Regions from separate parts of the Homo sapiens genome. Here region 1 is linked to region 2. A link is a loop called in an ENCODE intact Hi-C map of the cell type or tissue named here. Cell type or tissue: pancreas. All regions are shown on one strand. Region 1 overlaps SLC43A2 (solute carrier family 43 member 2). Region 2 overlaps SCARF1 (scavenger receptor class F member 1).

Region 1 (2,500 bases), 66 kb before region 2:
GCGGCAAGACCTGGAGTCTCCATTTGGAACCAGCACCCGGGAGCCTCTGCTGGGGGTGATCATGGAGCCGCACGTGGAGGCTGGTGGCTCTGATGGTTCGAGCCGTTCCTCGGCAGCACAGCACACCCGCTCCTGAGGAGCCACGGAGCTCATGAGCGTTGGCAAAGTGCTGTCAGTGCTGGCTGTAAGGAAACAGGCTTGACTTTTAACTCAGCCTTTCCCAAACTTGACTATAATACTTTCTTGAAAATCAGAATAACCACTAACATCACAAAACGAGTGTTCTCAGGAGTGGGCATGTTTATCTCGTTCTCTTTTTTTTTTTCTTTTTGAGACGGAGCCTCGCTCTGTTGCCCAGGCTGGAGTGCAATGGTGCGATCTCGACTCACGGCAATCTCCGTCTCCCCGGTTCAAGCGATTCTCCTGCCTCAGGCTCCCGAGTAGTTGGGATTACAGGCGCACGCCACCACGCCCGATTAATGTTTATTTTTAGTACAGACGGGGTTTCTCCATGTTGGTCAGGATGGTCTCGAACTCCTGACCTCAGGTGAGCCTCCTGCCTTGGCCTCCCAAAGTGCTGGGATTATAGGCGTGAGCCACCACGCCCAGTCTTTTTTTAAATATTTGAGTGAAATAAAGCCTAGGAGATATGTGTTCCAGGCGCCCAAGCTGTTAATGTGGAGCTTGAATGTGGCCTGGACCTGCCCTTTCCTCTTCTCCTTTCATCCCCCTCCCTGCCGCCCACATCCTGAACTGCTCTGAGCCTGCAGAAGAACCCAGCGGGAATCTTCAGGGTTGTGGAAGGGTGTAGGGATGGAAAGGGACCAGGATTCGCCTGTTTGGCTGGGAAAATCGGTAGAGGAGGGTGGCTCACACTTCTAAGATGTCTGCACAAGCCCAGTTTGTTTGGGGGTTGGGGAGGAAGGTCTTTTCCTGGCCCACTGTCCCTCCCGAGTCAGCAGTCCCCCAGAGAGACGAAGAGCAGCTGGGCACGGCTGGAGCTGGTCGGTGGCAGAGAATCTTGTCCTGCCTTTTCTTCTCAAGCTCAAAATAGGCACATGCAGCTATTAACTGATATGCCAGAAGGGGCATCCCTTACCCGGAGGAAAATGGATTTATTGCTTTATAAAAAAGAAGTCTAATAAAACTGAAGAGAAAATAACTAAAAATCCAAACACAACTCACCCCTCTAAGCACGCCCAGGAGGTCTCAAGACACACTTCTGGGGGCAGTCAAGGTGGGCGGGTTGGTGGGCCAGGCGGACGGGCCTCCCCCGTCATCAGCTCCAGGGCCCCACGGAGCCCGCCGGCAGGGGGTGCTGTGGGCCTGTGGCCTTGGACAAGCTCCTGGCCCCACGCCAGGATGGCTCCTGGGCACTGGCCCAGCTGCAGGCCTGGCGGCTCCCGCCTGGTCAGTGGGGATAAGGGCTAACTCCTAGAGCCCACCCCGACCCCACACACACCTCGGACCCACCCACGTCCCCACCCCGGCCTGGACCTCCACGTCTGCCGGCCACAGCCTTTCGTCCACCTCCACAAAAGCAGCTGTGTGTATGTACGGGGTGCCCTGGCGGCGGTCCTCAAATTCCCTTCAGGTGGCAGACAGAACGAGGGTGACAGTGAAAACGTGTCCGCGGCATTGGCCCTCGGGGAGGAGGCGAGGGGTCCACCCAGCCCGCTAAACCCTCTCCAGGGCATAAGCCAGGTGGGGCTTCTCCACCGGCCTCCAACGGGTGGGCAGGCCCTGGACAGGCGACAGGGGGCTGGAATTACAAAGGAATTAGCACCGACAACAGGAAGCGGGTCCTTCCTTCCTCAGGCAGCCTCAGGCTGGCCGGGGAGGGGGTGGGGGCCAGGCGCGGGCGAGACAGTGCAAGCCTTTGTCCTCAGGCAGGTACGGCTGTGGGCATGCAGCCGAGGGGCAGGTGGCAGGCAGGGGATGGCAGCCCCCTCTGCTTTGGCAAGAGGCAGAATCCAGACACTGGCGGGAGAGCGCCTGCCTGCCGGGCGTTCCTGGCTCCTGCTGCAGGCACCACAGAGACCCCAGGCCCCGGGTCCCCGGGGGGCGGCAGAGCAAAGTCAGGGCAGCCCCTGCGTTCGGCAGGAGAAAACGCGCGTGTCCGGGGCCCTCTCCCGTCCTTCCACCACAGAGCTCCGAGGCAGGGCCCCGGGAGGGAGCGTGAACGCTGGCACGGAGACGGCGAAGGTCCTGGGGGTGCGTGGGGTACTCTGGAGGGGCAGGACAGGGGTCAGTCACTGAAGCACAGGCAGGAGACCGCAGTTCCGAGGCGGCAGCCACTACACGAAGGCCTCCTGGTTGGACGAGCCGTTGATTTTGAGGAAGAGTTTGTCATCCTCCTGCCTCTGCTGCAGCTGCCGCTCCAGCTGGCGCCGGTAGCAGATCAGGTAGAGCGGGAGGCAGAAGCCCAGCAGGCTGAGAAGGAGCAGCCCCACGTTCACCTGGGGAGGCAGGGAGGCCGCGCATCACAGGGCGTGGTGGT
Region 2 (2,500 bases):
ACTCCCTGGTGAGGAACTTGCCCTGGAGCCCATGTGAAGGGCCCGCCTTTCCCTGGCTACTGCACCCCGCAGCCTTCTTCCACCTTACCTGGCTGGCAGGACCCAGAGACAGGGTGGCAGAGTCCCTCTGGGCATTCACAAGGAACTGAGCAGTTGTTTCCATGGAAACCGGCTGGGCAGGAGGCGTTGCAGCTATGGAGTGACATGGAGAGGCAGGCTGAGGGCTGGGTGAAGTGGGGGAGGCAGGCAGGAGACGGGCAGGGAGATTTCTGGGCACTGTCCAGGGAAGTTCAGGAAATGCTGCACAGAGCCCTGACCTAGGCCCCTGGCACTCTCCCGCCCCCGGGATCCCCATCCTTACCTGGGCCCCCAGTAGCCGGCACTGCAGACACAGTCCCCTGTCACAGTATCACAGGACCCCTGAACACAGGTGGGGCAGGTAGAGCCACAGTCTTCCCCAAAGGTACCAGTGGGGCAGGGGTCTTCACACCTGGGGTGAGGCAAGACTCGGGGAAGGGGAGACCAAGGCAGGCCTGGCCCCCACTGTGGGGCCCCACCCCTCCGCCCCACGCTCCTGGACTCAAGGACCCAACTGGCCACTCCTCAGCAGTGAAGCTCAGGTGCAAATAGGGCCTTGAACTTGGGGCCAAATCCAGCAGGTGACAGACTACAAGTCCCCAGAGGGCGAGGAGGGCAGGAAGCCTCAGAGGGGAGGGAGCTGGGATCCTGCCCAGGCCCCCCCAGAACCCACTGCTCTCCCCCAGTCTTCAACAGGAGGGAGGCCCCTGGGGCCGCATGAACCTGTGTGTCGGGGAGGGTGGTGCTCTCGGAGAGAGCCGCTGAGCTGAGGGTCCTGGGGGAAGGTGTACCCCACCCTGAACAGAATGGTGCCCTCACCTGGGCCCCAGCCAGCCAGGGTCACAGCGCTGACAGTGGCCAGTATCTGGCTCACAGGCCTCCCCATGTCGGCAGTGAGGGCACTGCTGTTCGCAGCTCTCGCCAAAGGTGCCAGGCAGGCAGGGCTGCTGGCACTGGGTCCCGTTCCAGCCCGGCTCGCAGGACTCACAGCTGCCTGTGTCTGGAGAGCACGGCTCATTGTGTTTGCAGCGGCCACAGCTGGGAAGAGAAGGGCTTCGTGGGAACAGTGGGGGTGGATGGATGGAGCGCCCACCCCCTCCTACCCCTGTACTCCACGCAGGCCTTCGGGGGCCCTGGAGAGTGTTCGGGTCCCACCTGGGTCAGGCAGGTTTGAGCCTCAGTTTCCCCACGTTGTACAATGAGGACAAATGAGGGCTCTTACAGGATCCCATCCCTTTCCTTCCAGGCATCTGCTCTGTGACCGTCTTTCCCTGGGTCCCAGGACCATCAGGAGCCAGCAGCCCAGCCAGGGCAGGCGAGTCACCACCAAGCTCTGAGTCCCATTTGCGAGGTCTGCCAGGCCTTCCCTCCTGCTCTTTTCACTTTTCCTTTTTCCACACTGAGCCGTCCCCAGGTCTGGCATGAATGGGACTCAGTAGTGTCTTCTACCCCATCACACGAAATGCAAAAAATGTAAAGTGTTTTCACCCAGGGGTCCTCAAACCCTGGGCCATGGACTGGTACTAGTCCGTGGCATGTTAGGAACTGGGCGACAGCGTAGAGATGACCAGCAGGGGAGCCTGACCGCCTGAGCTCCGCTGCCAGCCAGATCAGTGGTGGCCTCAGATTCTCATAGGAGCGCCAGTCCTATTGTGAACTGCGCACGGGAGGGTCCAGGTTCCATGCTCTTTACGAGGATCTAATGCCTGATGATCTGTCACTGTCTCCCATCACCCCCAGATGGGACCCTCGAGCTGCGGGAAAGCAAGCTCAGGGCTCCCACTGATTCTATATTATGGTGAGTCATATTATTATTTCATTATAGATTACAGTGTAATAATAGAAAAATTGTCTGCCATGAAACCAGTCCCTGGTGCCAAAAGGTTGGAGACCACTGTTGTCACCAATATAATTTCACATTTGCCATATCTTAATTTCCCATTGATGCCTAATAGTTACCTGAAGTTTCTCCCTCAGATGCTTAACTAGCTGGGATCATATACTTGGGTCAGACCCATTAGTAGGGGAGAAGAAGGGCAGTTTATAAAAGCCATTTAGCTGATCCTGACCAGCATTTTTATTTCTTATTTTATTTTATTATTATTTTCTTCAAGACTGAGTCTCACTCTGTCGCCCAGGCTGGCGTGCAGTGGCGCGATCTTGGCTCACTGCAACCTCCGCCTCCCGGGTTCAAGTGATTCTCCTGCCTCAGCCTCCCAAGTAGCTGGGATTACAGGCGCCCAACACCATGCCCGGCTAATTTTTGTATTTTTAGTAGAGACGAGGTTTCACCATGTTAGCCAGGCTGGTCTCGAACTCCTGACCTCAGGTGATCCGCCCGCCTCGGCCTCTCAAAGTGCTGGGATTACAGGCGTGAGCCACCGCGCCCAGCCAGGGATGAAATTTCTTACTGTGAGTGCAG

What was found. Peaks named below come from ENCODE experiments on the same cell type or tissue, not always from the same donor. Only the 100,000 strongest peaks of a DNase experiment are listed, where the experiment ranks them.
Region 1: a loop joins it to region 2, with 3 times the contacts of the local background. A loop is called at or near these places in 107 of 110 quality-filtered maps.

Annotation. Positions count from the first base shown.
Region 1 is chr17:1,573,307-1,575,806 of GRCh38, forward strand. It overlaps SLC43A2 (solute carrier family 43 member 2), which reads right to left. Exons shown (of 14, transcript NM_152346.3): 14 at 1-2,459. The coding sequence ends at 2,298. Among named protein-coding and RNA genes, the nearest start is that of PITPNA, 12 kb to the left of the region's middle. RefSeq lists an enhancer at 2,210-2,500. In pancreas, CTCF peaks have their summits at 1,278 (motif pointing right) and 1,483; DNase peaks (open chromatin) are centred at 1,355, 1,645 and 2,165; H3K27ac peaks cover 1,557 bases.
Region 2 is chr17:1,639,551-1,642,050 of GRCh38, forward strand. It overlaps SCARF1 (scavenger receptor class F member 1), which reads right to left. Exons shown (of 11, transcript NM_003693.4): 5 at 898-1,116; 6 at 362-490; 7 at 89-192. Among named protein-coding and RNA genes, the nearest start is that of SCARF1, 4.9 kb to the right of the region's middle. In pancreas, no CTCF peak of the experiment used is centred here; DNase peaks (open chromatin) are centred at 211 and 981.